Linked DNA regions of Homo sapiens: all the other regions are linked to region 1. Evidence: chromatin loops called from intact Hi-C (ENCODE). Cell type or tissue: sigmoid colon. All regions are shown on one strand. Links, peaks and the distances in the headings refer to the core of each region. The heading gives the core; the rest is flanking DNA.

Region 1 (5,000 bases), core at 1-5,000:
CCACGTGCCCCACAGGATCCACACCTGGGGTACGTGGTTCCGCTAGCTGTGAGTGGGCCCTGGGATCATGCCCCATCTGCTGCTGAGCCCGCCCTCCTCCAGGCCTGGCCCCTTCCTCACCCAGAGACATGAGCTCGTCGTCAAGCAGGGAAACTGAGGCACTGGGCTGCTCAGGGCTGGCCTGCTCGCCAGGGCGGGTGGGCATAGCTGGGTAGGTGGTGCCCGCAGGCGGGAGATCCAGGCCTGAGAGATCCAGCAGGGCCGAGGTGCTCCCTGGGGTGGGAAAGAAGAGGCTGGCAAGTCCTGGGTGTACACGTGTCTCTCAGAGTCCACAGGGGTTGCGGGGGAGCAACACCTAACCCCCGATGCTTTACCACTGGTCTCCTGCCTCCCCTTCCTTGGCCACACCAGCCCCTGCCTGGAAACTGCTCAACAGGACCTCTCTTTGGCATATGATGGTACTTCTGTCCGGAATGTATTTCCTTCTTAGCTCTACTGGGCAAACTGCTACCCATCCTTAAGGCCCTGCTGAAACTTGGCTGCTTCCGTGCAGCGCCTCCATCTCCACTTCTCCCTAACAGAACCAATTCTAACCCCTTTTGTGACCCCCCAAGGCTGCCATCTTACCCTTATTAGACCTGAGTCTGTAATGTTTACTTTTCTAACCCCCCTCGCATTTTCTGATACATAAAGCCTCTGGGGTGTCATCTAGCCCTATACAACAGGTGCCAGATTTGTCAAATGAAAGAATGCCTTCCTTCTTCTGCCTGTCCTCACCAAACCCTCAGCTCCCCCACCAGACTTCTTCCCCCACAGCTGCAGGCTTGGCACAGACTTCACCCCCAGCTCCCTCCCTGGGGCCTTCCCCATCTTAAGGGGCCAGGGTCACCCTGGCAGTCATTCCAGCCGCTCTGAGACCAGCACACCACCCTGCACTCTCTGTGCCCCTCCAGCCTGATGGGTGCCCTCCCAGCTCTCCTGCCACCTCCTCACCAGGGATGGAGCCGGCTGTGGCATCACCGTTGACCTCCTCACCCCGCACCAGCTGCTTATACAGGTTGATCACCTGGGTGAGGTTGTCATTGGCCTGCAGGATCTCCGCTGGAACAGGCAGGAGGGGAGAGGCCAGGCTGAAGGACTGTGGGGGCCTCTGGGCGGCAGGGGACGAGGACCCCACATCCATCACAGCCTGTGTGTGAGGGGAAGGGAAAGGGGCAGGGAAACAGCCCATCTCGTCTGCTGAGACTCTGGCCCTCCGCCACCTCCCTGGTCTCACCTCCCACCCTTCCCTCATTCACTCCCTGCCATACTGCCTGGGCTGTCTCAACACACTGGGCCCGCTCCCGCCTCCAGGCCTCCACTCCAGCTCTGCTCTCTGGCTGCCCCAGATCTCTGCATGGCTTCATCCCTTACTGCCTTCAGGTCTTCACCCAAGGCTCACCTCAGGGAGGCCTGTCCTAAATCCCTCCTGCACCACCTCATCCCTTCCCTGCTTCTCTTCCTCCATGCCACTCACCACCGTGACGAACTGTCGGTGCTCATGGACTTGGTTATTGTCTGTCTCCTCTCACTAAACTACCATGAGGAAGTTTTTGTCAACCTTTTTTTTTTTTTTTTAATATAAATATATTTGAAATAGAGACTGGGTCTCTCTATGTTACCCAGGCTGGTCTTGAACTCCTGGACTAAAGCAATCCTCCCACCTTGGCCTCCCAAAATGCTGGGATTACAGGTGTGAACCACTGCACCCGGCGTTTTGCAAACTTTGATCAGTGCCAGATCCCTGAGGGCCTAGAACAGTGCCTGGCACCAATCAGGCCCTCGGCAACACTGCCTTCCCCAGGTGCCAGGGTGTGGGGCAATCTGGGCAGTGAGCCTTGTGGGTGGGGCTCCTGCTTAATGAGGGAGTGGATGGTACCCAGACCGCAGCCCAAGTGGCCCAGGCTGACACGTGGGCAGAGATCAAGGAAAAGAACCTGGTATGTGGCCCTGGCAGAAGCCGTCAGGCTCAGGTCTGGAACTGCCTGGGCTGTGGGATGCACTCTTAGCTTCCATTCACCCTCATTAGGGAGGAAGGTCTGGGGGCAGATGGCCCTCCGTCTCCCCTGGCTCTGCCACTGTTCTGCTCTGTGATCTGGGCAAGTCATTTTCCTCCCTTAGCCCCAGTTGTGAAAAGGGGATGGGTCTGCCTCCTGTGCAGCTGCGGGTAGTAAATAAGATGCCTGTTAAGGGGGCTGGCCCACAGGGCCTCTCAACAGGGGGGCGGCCCCTGCTCTGTGTCCTCAGAGAGGAGAAACCCAAGGTCGGTGCTGGAGAAGGGGGCCCCCTGGTGGTGGCTCCTTCCAACTGCAGATACTTAGCAGGGCCTGGGGGAGGTGGGGGCAGGAGGTGGAGGGAGAGGGGGGGACCTGACCTCAGCACCTGCCCTGGGCTCACCTAAGGCCTCATCATTGTCCTCTGTGTCACTCGCCAGTCGGAAGAGCGTGGGCCGCATCCGCTCACAGCGCTGGTACAGTTCCTGAGGGCAGCAGGATGGGCGGGTCAGGGTCCGCGTGGGCTGTGGAGTGGGCAGGGAGTGGGGTAGGCAGGGAGGCAGGTGCACCTTCATGAGGTCCTCGCTGCTGCCAGCTGCTGCGCCGCCCTGGCTGTGGCTCATCACCATCTCCGTGAGCAGTTTCACATTGTTGTTCACCTCCTCGATGGCATTCACCCTCTTCGAGATCTTCTCCATCCGCTTCTGGTCCTGGGGACACATTGGCCAAGGGCCCCTGAGAACCTTTGGCCTGGACGAGGCACTGCCCCCTGCCACTTGAGAGAATGTGTGCTGGGATCTGGGTTGACAGCTGGGTGACTGTGGGATCACACTCTGGGTGGGGCTCCAGCAGGCCCTGCCAGGAGCCCCTCATGCCTAGGAAGGGCACGCTGGTCCAAGAAGCCCCCAGTGCCCAGGCCTCTGCACAAGCTCATCAGGATCTTCAGAGATGGCCCAGGAACCTGGGTTTCCAAACCCCTCACCAGGTGCTTCTGAAGGCCCAGGGCCCTAGACCTCCACTGTGGTTCTCAGTGACTCTTGCCCTCCTTGTGTTTGCCCTTTCAAAGGAGGTTCCTGTACTTCATAGTGCAAGGGGACCTCTGTGGTCACCAGGTACAGCCTGGAAACGAGCAGGAAGACCCTTCCAGTGTCTGTCGGTGCCTGGCAGATGGGGGAGCCCGTGCCTTCAAAGGCTGCTTTTGGGAGCAGCCCGGCTTTCCCCTGCCCCTCCGCTTACTGTGCGTGCCCCTCCTTTGCAGAGTGAAAAGTGGCCTCACACAGTCCTCCCACCTTGGCCTCCAAAGTGCTGGGATTACAGGCATGAGCCACCACATCCAGCTTTGAAACTTTTTTTTCAGCACTTTGGGAGGCCGAGATGGGAGGGTCATTGAGCCCAGGAGTTACAGACTAGTTTGGGCAACAAAGGGAGATGCTGTCTCTACAAAAAATAAAATTAGCCGGGCGCTGTAGCGTGTGCCTTTGGTCCCAGCTACTTGGGAGGTTGAGGTGGGAGGATCGCTTGAGCCCAGGAGGTCGAGGCTGCAGTGAGCCATGATCGTGCCACTGCACTCCAGGATGAGATCTTGTCTCAATTAAAAAAAAAAAGTTTCAGCAGGCACCCAGGCAACATATGTATATTTACTTAAAAATTAAACATTTGGCCAGGCAGTGGCTCATGCCTGTAATCCCAGCACTTTGGGACGCCGAGGCAGGCAGATTGCTTGAGCCCAGGAGTTCCAGACCAGCCTGGGCAATGTGGCGAAACCCCTTCTCCACAAAAAAAATACAAAAACTATACCGGTGTGGTGGCACACGTATTTAGTGCCAGCGGCCTGGGAGGTTGAGGTGGGAGGACTGCTTGAGCCCGGGAGGTTGAGGCTGCAATGAGCCATGATCATGCCACTGTACTCCTGCTTGGGCTAGAGAGTGAGTCCTTGTCTCAAAAAAAGTCTCCTCATATACATACACGTATACATACTTACATATATTCATTAGTATTTTTAAATACTAAAAAATAATTTTAAAAATACTTAGTATTTTTAAATACTAAAAAGTAATTTTAAAAATACTTAGTATTTTTAAAAATATACTAAGGCCTAATTCATTTCTAACTTTTGACGAAGAGGTAGCCAGCCTCCCAAAGGCCCATCCAGAGCAAGTCACCCAGGCTGCCGGGAATTCTTCCCTGCACACCCTGGTCCCCCAGCATCAGCTTCTCTGCTGTGCCAGCCCGGGTCACTGCAGGGCTCCTTCCATGTGAAGATGCATACAGCCCCATCTCAGTGGCCCAGCTCAATACCCCCATCCCGCCTCCTCCCTGTGCTCTGGGCTCGGCCGCTACCTCCTGCACCATCTCTTTGATGAGCTTATTGGCTGCGCGGAGGTCTTCGGGATGGGAGCTCTTCAGCAGGCGGGCCAGCATCTGCAGAGACAGAGGGGTGTGACCGTGAGGGCAGCACCTGGGCCAGGGGTCAGAAGACTGGAGTCACATGATGGCTCCCCGCTTCCTGCCTGTGGGACCTGAGTAAGTTACTTAAGCTCTCTGTGAAATGGTGAGAATTTACTGATGCCTGATAGGGTGGCCACAGGCCAGCGGAGACACTGCATGTAAAGTGCACACCACAGCGCCTAGCAGAAATAAGTAATCAACAAATGGTGCTCCTTATATCCCCATGGCTGAGAACCTTTCTGGGACAATGTACAAGAACCTTAACAGTAGACACTCTCCAGGGCTGGGGCTAAGACTGGGGAGAGGGGACCTTTTACTTTAACCTCTTTATTTTAATCTTACCTCCTCCTGGGCTGTTTAACTTTTCACCCACAAGTTTTAATTTTATTAACTTTTAACAAAAAATTAGTGAAATTCTTATAGAAAAGGTCAAAATACCCTCAAACAAACTCCAGGGACACCAGACACACTCCTGTTTATTAAATGTGGGGATGCTGTATGGGACATACTCAGCACATA
Region 2 (7,076 bases), core at 1-5,000, 130 kb before region 1:
GTGGATCTGGAAGCCATAGTTGCGCTGCACCGCGTACTCAGTGACATCCGTGCAGGAACGCAGGTCGATCTCACCATCCAGCTCATCTGCCTGGAGCAAGAGGGCCCACTATGGTCCGTGTGGGCCCTGGTGTGACCCACCCCAGTGAACCCAGCCAGGCCACCCCAGGCCCTTCCGGGGGTTCATCAGTACACCCATGGCCTCACCTCCTCAGCAGTGGAGTCTCTGTAATATTTGAGACTTGAATCTGTCAGCACAAACCAATGTTTCTTCCACTGCGAAGTAGAGGTGGTGGTGAGCGAGGGGGAGGGAGGCTGCAAGGAGGATGGAATGAAAGAGCCAGTGTGTGTGATTGTACAGGTGTCCTGTGTGGCTGCCAAACTCACTATGCTGCACACAGGAGGGGTGGGGAGGCGGAAAATGCCAATTTGAGACCTGGCCCCTCCATTTCCTCTCTGAGCCTCAGGGGTAGCATCTGTGAAATGGATTGGTTTCCCCTCCGTAACCACACCCTCCCTTTCCTTCTTGGAGCTCCTTTTAAGATTGCCAAGGCTCCTCAGGCACCCCGGACCCAGTGCAGACAGGGAGGGGTGATGACCTGTGTAAGCAAGTCAGGGACTCAGCGGGGCCAGGACGTTACGTCTTTTTCCATATTCCCCCAGATCATCACCATGGTCAGGGACAATGGTCCCCTGGGAAGTAGGACTGGATGGAGCCCTGGAGTAGGAGTGAGTGCCAGCCACAATCTGCTGCCTTTTTTTTTTTTTTTTTTTGAGATGGAGGAGTTTTGCTCTTGTTGCCCAGGCTGGAGTGCAATGGTGCAATCTCCACTCACTGCAACCTCCCCCTCCTCCTGAGTTCAAGTGATTCTCCTGTCTTAGCCTCCCGAGTAGCTGGGATTACAGGCGCCCGCCATCATGCTCAGCTAATTTCTTGTATTTTTAGTAGAGATAGGGTTTCATCATGTCAGCCAGGCTGGTCTCAAACTCCTGGCCTCAGGTGATTCACCTGCCTTGGCCTCCCAAAGTGCTGGGATTACAGGCGTGAGCCACCGCGCCCAGATGCACGGTCTGCTTCTTGAACTGTAGGCTGGCTACCCACATCCGCAGCAGGTGAGAGCGCCCTAAGCTGTAAGTTTAGGATTTGTGATTGGGTGCCTTCCTGCAGTGCCTGTCTCTGCTCCAGCTGGGGTTAGATTGGCAGGACATGTAGGAAAGGGGTGGGGGCGCCAGAACAGCCTGATAGTATGCCAAGCCCAGCCCACCTCTGGGCTTCTGGTCACTCCACTGGAATGCCAGTCGCGGCCCGCCCACTGCCAGGGTCAGTGCATATCACCCGGTCCCCAGCCCTCCCAGGGTTCCCTCACATCACCAAGCCCTGTCTGTGCTGTTGGTTGTTTCAAGTACTTAGTTTTCTCTCCTCAAGAAGATGGTAAGTTCTCAAGGGGCATGCAACGACGATACCTTCTGCTTCTTTCCACATTGCCTCCCTGAGAAAAGGAGTTTTGTATCCAAGAGTTCCCTTTCTCTCTGTGTGCCTTTAGGCAAGTGTCTCCACTTTTCTGAGCTTCAGTCTTCTGAACCATAAAGTAGGGCTACTAAGAAGTCCCTATAGCTGGGCGCGGTAGCTCGCGCCTATAATCCCAGCACTTTGGGAGGCTGAGAAGGGTGGATCATCTGAGGTCAGGAGTTCGAGACCAGCCTGACCAACATGGAGAAACCCTGTCTCTACTAAAAATACAAAAAAAAATTAGATGGGCATGGTGGCGCATGCCTGTAATCCCGGCTACTCGGGAGGCTGAGGCAGGAGAATCGCTTGAACCCGGGAGGCGGAAGACACAGTGAGCCGAGGTTGCGCCACTGCACTCCAGCCTGGGCAACAAGAGTGAAACTCTGCCTCAGAAAAAAAAAAACAAAAATAAAAAACAAAAAAAGAAGTGCCTAGACCTTCTGGTGAGGCGAGCGGCGCCCATCCTCTCTTGTGTGGATGGCTGTCATGGCCCTTGGCATAGGGATGGACACCAACCAGGTTGCTGGGTTTGTTCTGGGAGGCCAGGCCTCTTAGAAGCATTTTCCTCTCACTAAGTAAACGGAGTTGCTGCTGCAGACCTCAATTGCCTCTCTGTAAAGTAGGACAGGGGTTCTATGCCAAGAGGTTTCTTTAGCTCTTCCAGGCCTAGCCTATGACTGTCTGAGATGGAAGCTGGGTGGAGCTCCATGGGCCTCAGGTGCGCTGAGTTCTGAGCCTGGGTCTGCCCCAGGTGCTCCTAGGCCTGGAAGAGACCAACACCCTCATGGGCCCGTCTCCTGTCTGTGCACCAAGGGGTTGGGCTGGCTGAATTCCCAGGGCCCTTCCAGTTCGGACATTCCAGAACCCTGTGATAGAGGATGACTAATGGCCAGCTCTGGGTGGGGCCTGTAATCCCTCTGCCCTCCGGGGACCCTGGGTGGGGAGGCCAGGAAGGGGTCACTGGCGGGGTGCCGGGCTTTGTGTGAGCCTAGAGAGCAGCCACCAGGGACAGCGGGCAGGCAGCGGGTAGGGAAGGCTGTGGGCTGGAGGGAATAAAACATGTGGGCCGGAAACACAATGAAATCCCCTCTGGCTCAAAGCCCTCTCCGGCATGCAGGCTGCACGCAGACCAGAGCAGCAGGCGCATGCAGGGCAGGGGTGGGGAGACGCTCCTGCCCAGGCAGTGTGGGCAGGGAGCCAGCCTGGCAGCCGAAAGAACAGAGCTGAGGAAACAGCCACTGTCCCTGCTGGTTCCAAGGACACATATGCCAGAGGAAGGGAAGGGTCTTTAGCTGAGCCCACAGTAAGTGCCAGGAGCTTTGTGGCACCTGTACGTGCTTGATCTCTCTGACCTTGTTATCCACTCTAGAAAGAATCACCATTATCCATTATGCCCATGTCACAGACGTGGCCACTGAGGACTAGAGGAGGCTTTGACTCAACCAGTGGGGATCCAGGTGGGTGAAACCCCAGCACCTGCGCCCTGAGCCCCACCCCCCTCAGACCAGGCTTTAGGAATCTGTGTCTCGGGCCAGACAGCTTCTACGAGCCCTTCCACCCAAGACCCTTGACTCCCACCCAGGCTCCTACTGAGGTGGCAGGGCCAAGAGACTCTTGATGAGATCAAGGGATGGGGCACTGGGTGTGAGGGGCTAGACGGCCCCTTGCTGTGATCCCTTTTACACACTGCAGACTGCTCCAGGAGGCAGAAGCCTAATGGGCAGCCTCCACCCCTCCCAGCCCCACCCCCAGGGTTCTCACACCAGCCCCAGCCCCACCCCCACTCCTGGGCTGCCCAGGGGCCCAGCAGCAGCACAAGCCAGCTTCCTCCCCTCCGGCCTCAGTCCTCTTACCTCTCCAGGCTCGTCCAAGATCGACATCCATCCCTTCTTGAAGTTGAGCAGATCGGGCTGTGGGGAGATGAGGAGGGAGGTGAGTTGGGTCCAGCAGGAAGCCAATGGGGGCTGGTGAGGGGAGCGTGCTGCACCCACCCTGTCCCCAAGTCCTGTGGGACCGAGCTCCTGGGAAGCCAGCCAAGAGGGCTAAGGCCCTAGGTAACCCCCAAGTCCAAGCAGGCCTCCCAGCCACTGAGGCAGCCCTGGCCCCTTTCCTGATAGTGGCACTCAGAGAGCCAAGAAGTTGGGCTGGGTGGCTGGCACACACACCCAGATGTCCCAGGGGCCTCTCTCCAGCCGACCCCTCGCCCAAGAATGGGAGAGAGGGGCTGGGAGGACTCTGCCTGCATAGAGACCCCCTGAGAGCTCAGAGGGCAGTCCAGACCAGCAGCACTGCGCGAACTGTCCAGTTCCTCCCTCTGACGAGGACCAAGTGCCCCACGGACCCTCCCATGGGCCCGCCAGTCCTGTCCTTTCCTCGGCTCCAGGAGACTATGGGAGGTGGAGCCAGTCACAGGCTGGGGTCAGAAACCCTCTGGTCCCCGCCTAGATCTCTTTGGGAAGGGTCAGTCCTGGCAAGCCCTACCTTCTGGGTGCCGCCCAGGGGGGCACAGCCCCGGGGTCTGGGGGCTACCAGCTGCAGCATGTCCCATGGAGACCTGTGCCAGGCACCCCCACCCAGGCCTAGATAAAGAAGTTGCTCATCCTGATATTTTTCTGACCATGCTCATCTAGTGGGTGCCAACCACCAGACCCTCCCTTCCTGCTGGGGAGACCTCTCTCATCTAAGTCCCGGTCCCTCTGCAGTCTCCGCTCCTGGCGCCGGCAGGGAGGAGGTGGCCACCGGTTGCCATGGCTCTGAGCCTACCTATCAGCCCCTACATCGAGGCCTCACCAGGCCAAGGTGTCTGGTTGCCTGCAGAGAACGGGTGGCATGGCTCAGTGGAGTGGGCGGTGACAGTGGCAGCTGGAAACCACAGCCACCCTGCCTGGCCACCTCTCCCGACCCACTCTCCACCCACGGAGCCCCTTCTCAGGTATAGGAAGTGGACCAACCGGGGCTTGGGACAGCTGAAGATCCAGAACCTTCCACAGCCACAGTCGGGGGACCCAGTAGGTTGGCATCCCAGCCCCTCCCTGTATACCTGTCTAAGGGAGAGACACAGGCTCTGCTCACGGCCGAGAACCCCTGGGGCTGCGTTTGTCCCGCTGCTCTGTATTCTGCCCACCCCGTCTTCCACCTGAGACGGAGGCTGCCCAGGGCGATCCCAAGCTAAGAATGAAGATTGGTGACCACACCTGGCTCCACTTCCCCTCAGTCTGGGACCTCCTGTGGCCCCAGGGCCTTGCAGGGGGCTTGACCACAGCAAGGCTCAGGAAAAACTTGCTGAGGAAATATCTACCCCCTGGTCTAAATTTCTGTGCTTTTTGGGCCATCTCCCCTACCCCCACCTAGCCCGGAGGAGCCAGGCTTCCTGGGCCCACAGAGCTGGCACCACTGGGCAGTCCCAGGCGAAAGTCCCTGGGCCAGGGCTGGGAGATTGGGGCAGGAATGACAAGCTGTCAGGCTGGAACCTCTAGGGCTGCCTGGGAAGTGGAGTCACTGTGACCTTCCTAAGTCACATCCCCTCTCTGAGTCCTGGCTGCCTGATGTGGCAAATGACGGGGCGGTCCTCCCCTCCCGCAGCTTCCGACAGGACTGAACGTGTCTGTACAAGGAGAAACCTAGTGATCCTCCAGAGCCCAGTACAGACACATCACATACCATGTCAGGCACGCCATGACACAGTGACCTTGGGGATAGAAGGTCACCAATTTGAGTTTTGTTTTGTTGAGACAGGGCCCTGCTCTGCTGCCCAGACTGGAGTGTGGTGGTGTGATCACAGCTTACTGCTGACTCAACCTCCTGGGCTCAAGCGATCCTTCCACCTCAGCTTCCAAGTAGCCGGGACGACATAAGCACTCCACCATGCTCAGCTAATTTTTTTTTTTTTTTTTTTTTTGTAGAGATGGGGTCTCCCTATGTTTCCCAGGTTGGTTTCAAACTCCTGAGCTCAAGTGATCCGCTCACCTCGGCCTCCAAAAATGCTGGGATTATAGGTGTGAGCCAATGTGCCCGGCCAACCAATGTGAGTTTTTAAACTGGCAGGGAAACCTGTCCCCAGGGTCAAAAGGTCCGATCATCTAAATCTCCCACGATGCCCCTTCATACAGGGCTCTTCAGGCCCAGCTACCTCTTCTTCACCTGCTAGAAGCTCAGTTTCTCCTTCCGCCTTTCGGGAGTACTGGCAGGTTCTCACAGCCCCGCCTCCTACCTGGCCAGGCACACAACCCCTCTACACACCCTCGGGCTGGCGGGACTCACTCAAAAAGGCTTGGTATCCCAGGCTTGCTTAACAGTTCCAGGGACGGCTCCAGGTGGCTTGCTTTATTTTTGAGACAGAGTCTCTGCTGCCCAGGCTGGAGTGCAATGGCGCCATCTCGGCTTACTGCAACCTCCACCTCCCGGGTTGAAGCGTTTCTCCTGCCTCAGCCTCCCAAATACCTGAGATTACAAGCACCCACCACCATGTCCAGCAAATTTTTTTATTTTTAGTAGAGATGGGATTTCACCATGCTGGCCAGGCTGGTCTCGAACTCCTGACCTCAAGTGATCCATCCACCTCAGCCTCCCAAAATGCTGGGATTACAGGCACACATAAGCCACTACACCCGGTCTCCAGGTGGCTTTAAAACAAAGTCCAGCTGCCTCAGGATGGCAGGGAAGCCTCATCACACTCTTCCAGCCTGGCCTCCCCTTGCTGAGGGGCCCCTGTTTATACCACTGCATATTCCTTGCCGATCACAACACACCAGGACTCCGGGCCCTTCATATGTGCCATGTCCTTGGCCTGAAACACTATGCTTCCTCCTCCTCCGATGACTAGGCAAGCGGCTACTCAGGCCTTAAGACCCAGCTTAATGGCCACCTCTGAGGTCCCTTCACAGTTCATGCCACTCACCGCACCACCAGCCGCCCCCGTCCTGCCCTCCCATGGCCCCTCTCAGAGGCCTCTGTTGCATCCGTGACTATCTTGAGGCCCTTTACTTATCCTTCACAGGCTAGATTAGATGCAACTCACAGTCAGGGACATACACTGTTTACCTGCCAGGACCCAGCACAGATAGGGGCTCAGGGAGTGTTTGCAGAAAAAAAAATTTTTTTTTAAAGTTATCAGGCACTGTTCTAGGCCAGGAAATTAGCTGTGACCAAGAGCTGTGGCCCCTGCCCTGGTGGACTGTAGGAAAGAGACAGTAAACAAGGGACCAAATATAATTTGATGCCCAGCAGGCGAGGGGGAAGGCTGATCCGGGAGCAAAGCTGCACCCAGGCAAAGGCAAAAGGGGTGGAAGAGAATCCCAACTCCCTGAAGCCCCGGAGCCTCACACACTCACACACCTGTGCCACTTGCTCTGTATGGATCCCTGATTCAGGGCACGGGGGCCAGGGGAGGAGGGTGTGAGGTGGGTACAGGAGGAGCACCAGCTGAGAGCAGGCTGAGGTCTGCATGGCAGCCAGGATGAACTCAATGAACACTATTAATGGTGATCATAGCCTCCTCTCTGCTCTAAAAGCTTTCATGGCTCTCTATTGCCCCTGTCCAAGCCCTAGCAGTGAGGCCCTCCTCCCCA
Region 3 (7,076 bases), core at 1,118-6,117, 330 kb before region 1:
AGACTGAAGCAGGAAAACCAGCCACACAATTCCTGCAGGAATGTGGCTGAAAAGCAATAAGATCTAAGCCAGGTTAAGGCACCAGGAGTAGAAAAATGCAGACAGGGCTGAAGTACATCTAGGAGGCACAATCTACATGACAGGGATGGGAAGGGGACCAGAAGGATGGAGAAGGACGCATCTGACTCAAGTGAAAAGGTATCTGAAAGTGCCATGCAGAGAGAGAGAAGGCTCCATGTCTCTCCAGAACATAACTGCATTTTTTCCCTCATCAGTCACACAAGACAGAAAGCCCTACTTTCCTCTTGAGGCTGGCAACCTATCCACCTAGTTGCTCAAGCCAGAAACCTGAGAGTCGTCCTCGTCACCACTCACTTTCTCAGCCCCATAACCAACCCACCGAAATAACTCTTTTATCTGCCTTCTCATCACCTGCACTACCAGCACCTATGTCCAAGCCACAGGCCTCTCACCTTTCACTCTTGCCCTTCCCCAGTTCACTCCTTACTCGAGGCAGGAATGTACTTTCTAAAATGTAACCTGGACTGTGCCCTGGCTCAAAGTTTGTCAGTAGCTTCCCATTGCCTTTAGGCTACAAAATACTGCCTCATCTGAGCCCTGCTTACCTCTTCCCTTTGCTCCTTAAGCAGTCCCACCCAGCAGAAAGCACCTGGCATATAATAAACATTCAACACATGTTTGCCAAATGAAGGAAGGCACCGTTTAACTTGTCAGTGAACTAACTGCCCCAGAAGCCACAGGCTGTGGACCACATGGACAAAAGCTTTCAGGCCCACCCTGCAGGGCTGTTCTGCTATGCAAGACTGGAACACAGCTCACTCTAACTGGGAATGCTTATGGCAGGGGCCTTGACCACAAATAGAAGGCAGACACATTCAGCTAATCATCACCTGTCAGACGATTTGGCAGCTTGGGCTGCAGAGGTGGGAGCCTGAGGCTGAATACTGACCTCTTCGGCATTCTCCAAGTCATCTAGCCCTTCATCCTCCTCCACATCATCAAAGTCGTCGCCATCAAAACTGTACAGGAAGAAGAGATCAGTTACTTAGAGCATCACTTAAAAGAATCAAAGAGGGGCCAGGCACGGTGGATCACACTTGTAATCCTGGTACTTTCGGAGATTGAAGTGGGCGGATCACTTGAGGCCAGGAATTCAAGACCAGCCTGGCCAACAAGGCAAAACCCCATCTCTACTAAAAATACAAAAATTAGCCGGGCATGGTGGCACATGTCTGTAATACCAGCTACTTGGGGGGCTGAGTCACAAGAATTGCTTGAACCCAGGAGGTGGAGGTTGCAGTGAGCCAAGATTGCACCACTGTACTCCAGCATGGGTGACAGAACAAGAACCTGTCTCAAAATAAATAAGAAAAATTAAAAAAAAAAAAAATTCAGAGGCCGGGCATGGTGGCTTTGTATTGTGGCTCTGGGATTAAGCCTGTAATCCCAGCACTTTGGGAGGCCAAGGCGGGTGGAGTTCAAGGCCAGCCTGACCAACATGATGAAACCCCGTCTCTACTAAAAATACAAAATTAGCCGGGAGTGGTGGTGGCACATGCCTGTAATCCCAACTACTTGGGAGGCTGAGGCAGGAGAATCACTTGAACCCAGGAGGCGGAGGTTGTGGTGAGCTGAGATCACGCCATTGCACTCCAGCCTGGGCAACAAGAGTGAAACTCCGTCTCAAAACCCCCCCCCGCCACCGCAAAACAAAAAACAAACAAAAAAAAAATCAAAGAGGGCAGAGATCTGTGTCTCGCCCAGTATGTAGGAAGCACTCAATAAATATTTACTTAATAAGTAAATCAGCTGAGTGCAGTGGCTCACGTCTGTAATCCCAGCACTTTGAGAGGCCGAGGTGGGTGCATCACTTGAGGTCAGGAGTCCAAGACCAGCCTGGCCAACATGGAGAAATCTCGTCTCTGCTAAAAATACAAAAAAATTAGCCGGGTGTGGTGGTGGGCGCCTGTAATCCCAGCTACTCAGGAGGCTGAGGCACAAGAATTGCTTGAACCCGAGAGGCGGAGGGTGCACTGAGCCACGGTCACCCCACTGCACTCCAGCCTGGGTGACACAGCGAGACTCCTTCTCAAAAAATAAAAAATAATAATAAGAAGAAGAAGTAAATCCGACTTTTGTTCCATTTTACCCCTTCAATTTTTCCCCATCTGCCCCCAAATATTGCTAGTACTCATTCATCATCACTGTTTCCCTCTCTACTGGATCATTCCCATCAGCATTTTTTTTTTTTTTGAGACAAAGTCTCGCTCTGTTGTCCAGGATGGAGTGCAATGGCGTGATCTTGGCTCACTGCAACCTCTGCCTCCTGGGTTCAAGCAATTCTCCTGTCTCAGCCTCCCGAGTAGCTGGGATTATAGGCACACGCCACCATGCCCAGCTAATTTTTGTATTTTTAGTAAAGATGGGGTTTCACCATGTTGACCAGGCTGGTCTCGAACTCCTGGCCTCAGGTGATCCACCCTCCTCGGCCTCCCAAAGTGCTGGGATTAGAGGTGTAAGCCACAGCACCCGGCCCCATCAGCATTTCAACATGTGCTTTTCCTCATCTAAAAAAAAAAAAAAAAAAACCCTTATTTCTCTTCTCTCTCCCCCTATAGCCCTAATTCCATGGTGTCCTTTGAAGCAAAAATGTGTGAAAGAGCTGTCCACCCTCACTATCTTCCTCTCTTCCCATTTTGTCATAATCTCACTCCAAAAAGCCTTTCACCCCAACAGCTCCATCAAAACCACTTTCCAAGCTCATTAATGATCTCCACGTTGCTAAATCCAATGGCCAACTCTCCTTCTCATTTAGCCTGATCTATCAGCTGGCACATTAGGCCACTTGCTCTCCTCACTTGACTCCAAGGACACCTCACCCTCTTGGTGTTCCCCCACCTCCCCGGCTTCTCTTTTCCCCCAAGCACTCAATGTCCAAATGCCCTAATGCTCAGCCACGGGTCATCTCCTCTTCTCTACTGACACTCACTGGGAATGGGGTAGCAATCCCACACGTTTCTTATTTTTATCTTCAGACTAGCTCTCTTTGCACCCACATATCCCACAGGTAATTTTTGGGCTCTATCTTTAAAATAGTAATATATCCAGAATTCAAAACCAGTTCTCACCACCTCTACTCCTACCACCCTACTATAAGCTACTGACTTCTCTCATCTAGATTACTACAAGCAGGCCGGGCACGGTGGCTCACGCCTGTGATCCCAGCACTTTGGGAGGCCGAGGCGGGTGGATCACAAGCTCAGGAGTTCGAGGCCAGTCTGGCCAACATGGTGAAACCCGTCTCTACTAAAACTACAAGCAATTAGCAAGGCGTGGTGGTGCACGCCCATAATCCCAGCTAGTCGGGAGGCTGAGGCAGGAGAATCCCTTGAACCCCGGAGGTGGAGGCTGCAGTGAGCCGAGATCGCGCCACTGCACTCCAGCCTGGGCGACAGAGCAAGACTCTGTTTCAAAAAAAAAAAAAAATTACTGCAAAGGACCGTCCCAGACTTTTATTTAATGCCACCCGGTGGAGCTGCCCCAGACCCTCCTCTGGAGTACTCCTATACTACATACGTCTAGAACTGGGGAAGCTCACGCGACCACCGTTACCTGCTTGCTTGCTTACTTATGGGCCTGTGACCCCTTTTCTAGAAAGTGAGCACGTGGAGAGGCAGGGACGATTGTTCATTCACCTCAATATTCCCACTGCATGATACAGAGCCCGGCTCGCTGGAACATTTGCTGAAGGACACCTTTTCTACGGATCCCCTCTGGACCCTCGAGCCTGGGCCCTCCTGTGCCTCCAGCCGGGGCTGTGCTCCTGGGTCGCCCGCCCTTCCCTTCCTCGGCTCCGCCGGCCCCCTCAGGACCCCAGTCCCCTCAGACATTGCCCCTAGACGCCAGGCTCCTCAGCCGACCCAAGCCTTGCCTCATCCGCCCCTTCCAAGGTTGCCGCAAAGGCCACTCCGCTCCCGCACTCACTTGTCCTCGTTGTCTGACATGACACCCTCGCCTCAGCGACCCCGCTGCGCCCCGGTCCCGCGCGGAGACCCGCAAACAGCGACACTACGACTCGCGCGGCTCCTAGCTTATCTTGCGCCTGCGCCGTAACCCAGAGGAAATCACTTCCGGGAGGCAGGACAGAGCGGGGAAAGTGCGCATGCGCTGACTGGTGTGTGCGCGTTTCTATAGTAGCGAGAGGCGCTAGCTGCCAGCTCCAGCAGCCCAGATCGCGCAGTATTTCTGCGTGGCACCGGTGCGGATGCGGCTGTAAAGCAGTGGTCACCGCCTCCGGGAGCCCACTTCTATGTGGAGAGGGGAGCACCCAGAGAGGGTCTTAGGGTGAAATTTCAATTTTGGCATATCACTCAGTGGGTACTGTTGTGACCATGGCTGTGTTAACACTCCCTCCCGAGGAGACTTCCCTGCCACAGGCGCTGGGTCAGAATGAGGACTGTGTGTGTGTATCTGTGTGTCTGGATGGGAGGTTTGGGCACTGTCGCAATATTAACTGGCGGCATCATTCTCTGGCTCGATCCCCGCTTCCAGACTTCTGGGGGTGTTGGGCGTCGGGGAACAGAGATTAGGGACAGGAGACAGGGGGTGTGTCATTGCGTCTTTCCCTCCTCAGAGTCCTCCCATGGCTTCACAGAAGCAGATGGAGGTAGTGACCAAAGGAACTGGGTTCCGGCGCCGCCCCAAGACCATCACTTACACCCCGGGGACCTGCGAGCTGCTCAGAGGTCAGTCCGTTAAAGCAGCGATCCCAGCCTTTTTGGCACCAGGGACCGGTTTCGTGGAAGACAATTTTTCCACTGACGGAGGTGTGGGGAATGGTTTCGGGATGAAACTGTTCCACCTCAGATCATCAGGTATTAGTTAGATTCTCATAAGGAGCGTGCAACCTAGATCCCTCGCGTGCGCAGTTCACAATAGGGTTCGCGCTCCTATGAGAATCTAAGGCCGTCACTGACCTGAAAGGAGGCGGTGAGGCTCGCTAGCCTGCCGCTCACCTCCTGCTGTGCGGCCCGGTTCCTAACAGGCCAGGGACTGGTACCAGTCCACGGACGGAGGGTTGGGGACCCCTGAGTTAAAGGATGAGAGAAGAATGGTGGTAGTTACCCTCTGTAACTCAGTTCCCCCGTACCTGACCTGTGGCTTAGCACTATTTTCCTTTACAGATAAGGAGCCTGGGGTTCAGAAAGCTTCAAAATTCTACTGCATATGCCTTATTCGGGGGCGGGGCGGGGCGGGGGGGAGGGGAAGGTTCAAGGTGCTACACCTTGCCAAAAGTCAAAGAACTAAAATTTTTAGAGTAGTTAACTCCTATGCATCCTTTAGATCACACTTTCAACTTTCCCGAGGAAGACTTCTGCTCCTCACCACCACAGTAGGATCAACTGTTATGTGCCCTCACACATTTTCCTTCACTGGGCTTAGCACAAGCTGTAGTCAGTTATTTGGTGTCCCATCTATCCCTCCAGATCATGAATTTCATCAGGCAGGAACCGTGCCTGTTTCGGCCCACAATTGTAGCTCCAGCCCCTGAAACATGATGAACAAGTATTCATGTGTTCTTTTACTCAACAACTTTTTTGTTTTTTTCCAACAACAACATTTTTAAGTCTACCATGTGCCTTAGACTCTGTTTTAGGTGCTGGGGATACAGCAGTGAAAGAAAATGAGGTGGCTCAAACCGGTAATCCCAGCACTTTGGGAGGCCAAGGTGGGCAGATCACCTGAGGTTAGGAGTTCACGACCAGCCTGACCAACATGGAGAAACCCAGTCTCTACTAAAAGTACAAAATTAGCCGGGCGTGGTGGCGCATGTCTGTAATCCCAGCTACTTGGGAGGCTGAGGCAGGAGAATTCCTTGAACCCAGGAGGTGGAGATTGCAGTGAGCTGAGGTCGCGCCACTGCACTCCAGCCTGGGCAACAAGATGGAAGCTCCATCTCAAAAAAAAAAAAAAAAAAAAAAAAAAAAAAAAAAAGAGAAAGAGGAAAAAATATTTAACAGAGGGCAGAAATTTTATTAAACCAGCAAAAATTCTTATCATACAGCTAATATAGAAGGATAACAATAAAATAAAATATATAGAATTTTAGGTGGTCGTAAGTGCTATAGAAAAAACGAAGCAGGAAAGATAGAGAAGGCATGCTCAGTGCAGAATGGGGCTAGGATGTAGGGTTTTAAATTTCAGTAGGGTGTCAGGTGAAGGCATCCGCCTGCAGCCCAAGAGGCCTCATAGAATGCTTTGTCGTGCAGTGATGATGAAGGAATCCAAACTGACGAACATCCAGCAGCGCCACATCATGGACATCATGAAAAGTAAGGGGCAGTCCACAGAGGCTTCCTGGACAGAGGGATCTGGGGCCACACTTTTAATGCTTCTCCATGTTAAGGGAGAGAGGACCTCATATAAAAAAAACAAAGACAGCCGGGCACGTGGCTCATGCCTGTAATTCCAACACTGGGAGGCTGAGGTGGGAGGATGGCTTAAGCCCAGGAGTTCAAGACCAGCCCGGGCAACGCCACAAGCCACAAGACCTCATCTCCACAAAACCTTTTTTTTTTTTGAGACAGAGTCTCACTCTGTCGCCCAGGCTGGAGTGCAGTGGCGCAATCTCGGCTCACTGCAACTTCTGCCTCCCGGGTTCATGCCATTCTCCTGCCTCAGCCTCCCAAGTAGCTGAGACTATAGGTGCCCACCACCACGCCTGGCTAATTTTTTGTATTTTTAGTAGAGACGGCGTTTCATCGTGTTAGCCAGGATGGTCTCGATCTCCTGACCTCATGATCCGCCCACCTCGGCCTCCCAAAGTGCTGGGACTACAGGAGTGAGCCACCACGCCTGGCCAACTTTTTTGTTTTGTTTTGTTTTGAGATGAGTCTCTCTCTCTGTCGCCCAGGCTGGAGTGCAGTGGCATGATCTCGGCTCACTACAACCTCCGCCTCCTGGGTTCAGGCAATTCTCCTGCCTCAGCATCCTGACTAGCTAGGATTACAGGCGTGCGCCACCATGCCCGGCTTAATTTTTGTATTTTTAGTAGA

Evidence for each region. A loop is a pair of places that touch in the nucleus more often than their neighbours do. Peaks named below come from ENCODE experiments on the same cell type or tissue, not always from the same donor. Only the 100,000 strongest peaks of a DNase experiment are listed, where the experiment ranks them.
Region 2: a loop joins it to region 1, with 2.6 times the contacts of the local background. A loop is called at or near these places in 7 of 110 quality-filtered maps.
Region 3: it touches region 1 in a loop (2.8-fold over the local background); 2 of 110 quality-filtered maps call a loop at or near these places.

Annotation. Positions count from the first base shown.
Region 1 is chr22:37,621,070-37,626,069 of GRCh38, reverse strand. GGA1 (golgi associated, gamma adaptin ear containing, ARF binding protein 1) reads right to left here. Exons shown (of 17, transcript NM_013365.5): 7 at 4,374-4,454; 8 at 2,603-2,743; 9 at 2,437-2,518; 10 at 994-1,101; 11 at 121-273. Among named protein-coding and RNA genes, the nearest start is that of GGA1, 15 kb to the right of the region's middle. In sigmoid colon, for the core only: a CTCF peak has its summit at 2,335 (motif pointing left); DNase peaks (open chromatin) are centred at 1,894, 2,299 and 4,344; H3K27ac peaks cover 506 bases.
Region 2 is chr22:37,748,115-37,755,190 of GRCh38, reverse strand. TRIOBP (TRIO and F-actin binding protein) reads right to left here. Exons shown (of 24, transcript NM_001039141.3): 12 at 3,363-3,419; 13 at 207-314; 14 at 1-90. Among named protein-coding and RNA genes, the nearest start is that of H1-0, 54 kb to the left of the region's middle. RefSeq lists enhancers at 1-369, 2,017-2,637, 2,452-3,651. In sigmoid colon, for the core only: no CTCF peak of the experiment used is centred there; DNase peaks (open chromatin) are centred at 2,470 and 3,510; H3K27ac peaks cover 3,247 bases.
Region 3 is chr22:37,950,737-37,957,812 of GRCh38, reverse strand. C22orf23 (chromosome 22 open reading frame 23) reads left to right here and starts at 4,212. Exons shown (of 7, transcript NM_032561.5): 1 at 4,212-4,365; 2 at 4,655-4,766; 3 at 6,291-6,353. The coding sequence starts at 4,664. POLR2F (RNA polymerase II, I and III subunit F) reads right to left here and starts at 4,114. Exons shown (of 5, transcript NM_021974.5): 1 at 4,006-4,114; 2 at 971-1,040. The coding sequence starts at 4,025. RefSeq lists a silencer at 3,879-3,948. In sigmoid colon, for the core only: no CTCF peak of the experiment used is centred there; DNase peaks (open chromatin) are centred at 4,172, 4,502 and 4,722; H3K4me3 peaks cover 2,429 bases; H3K27ac peaks cover 435 bases.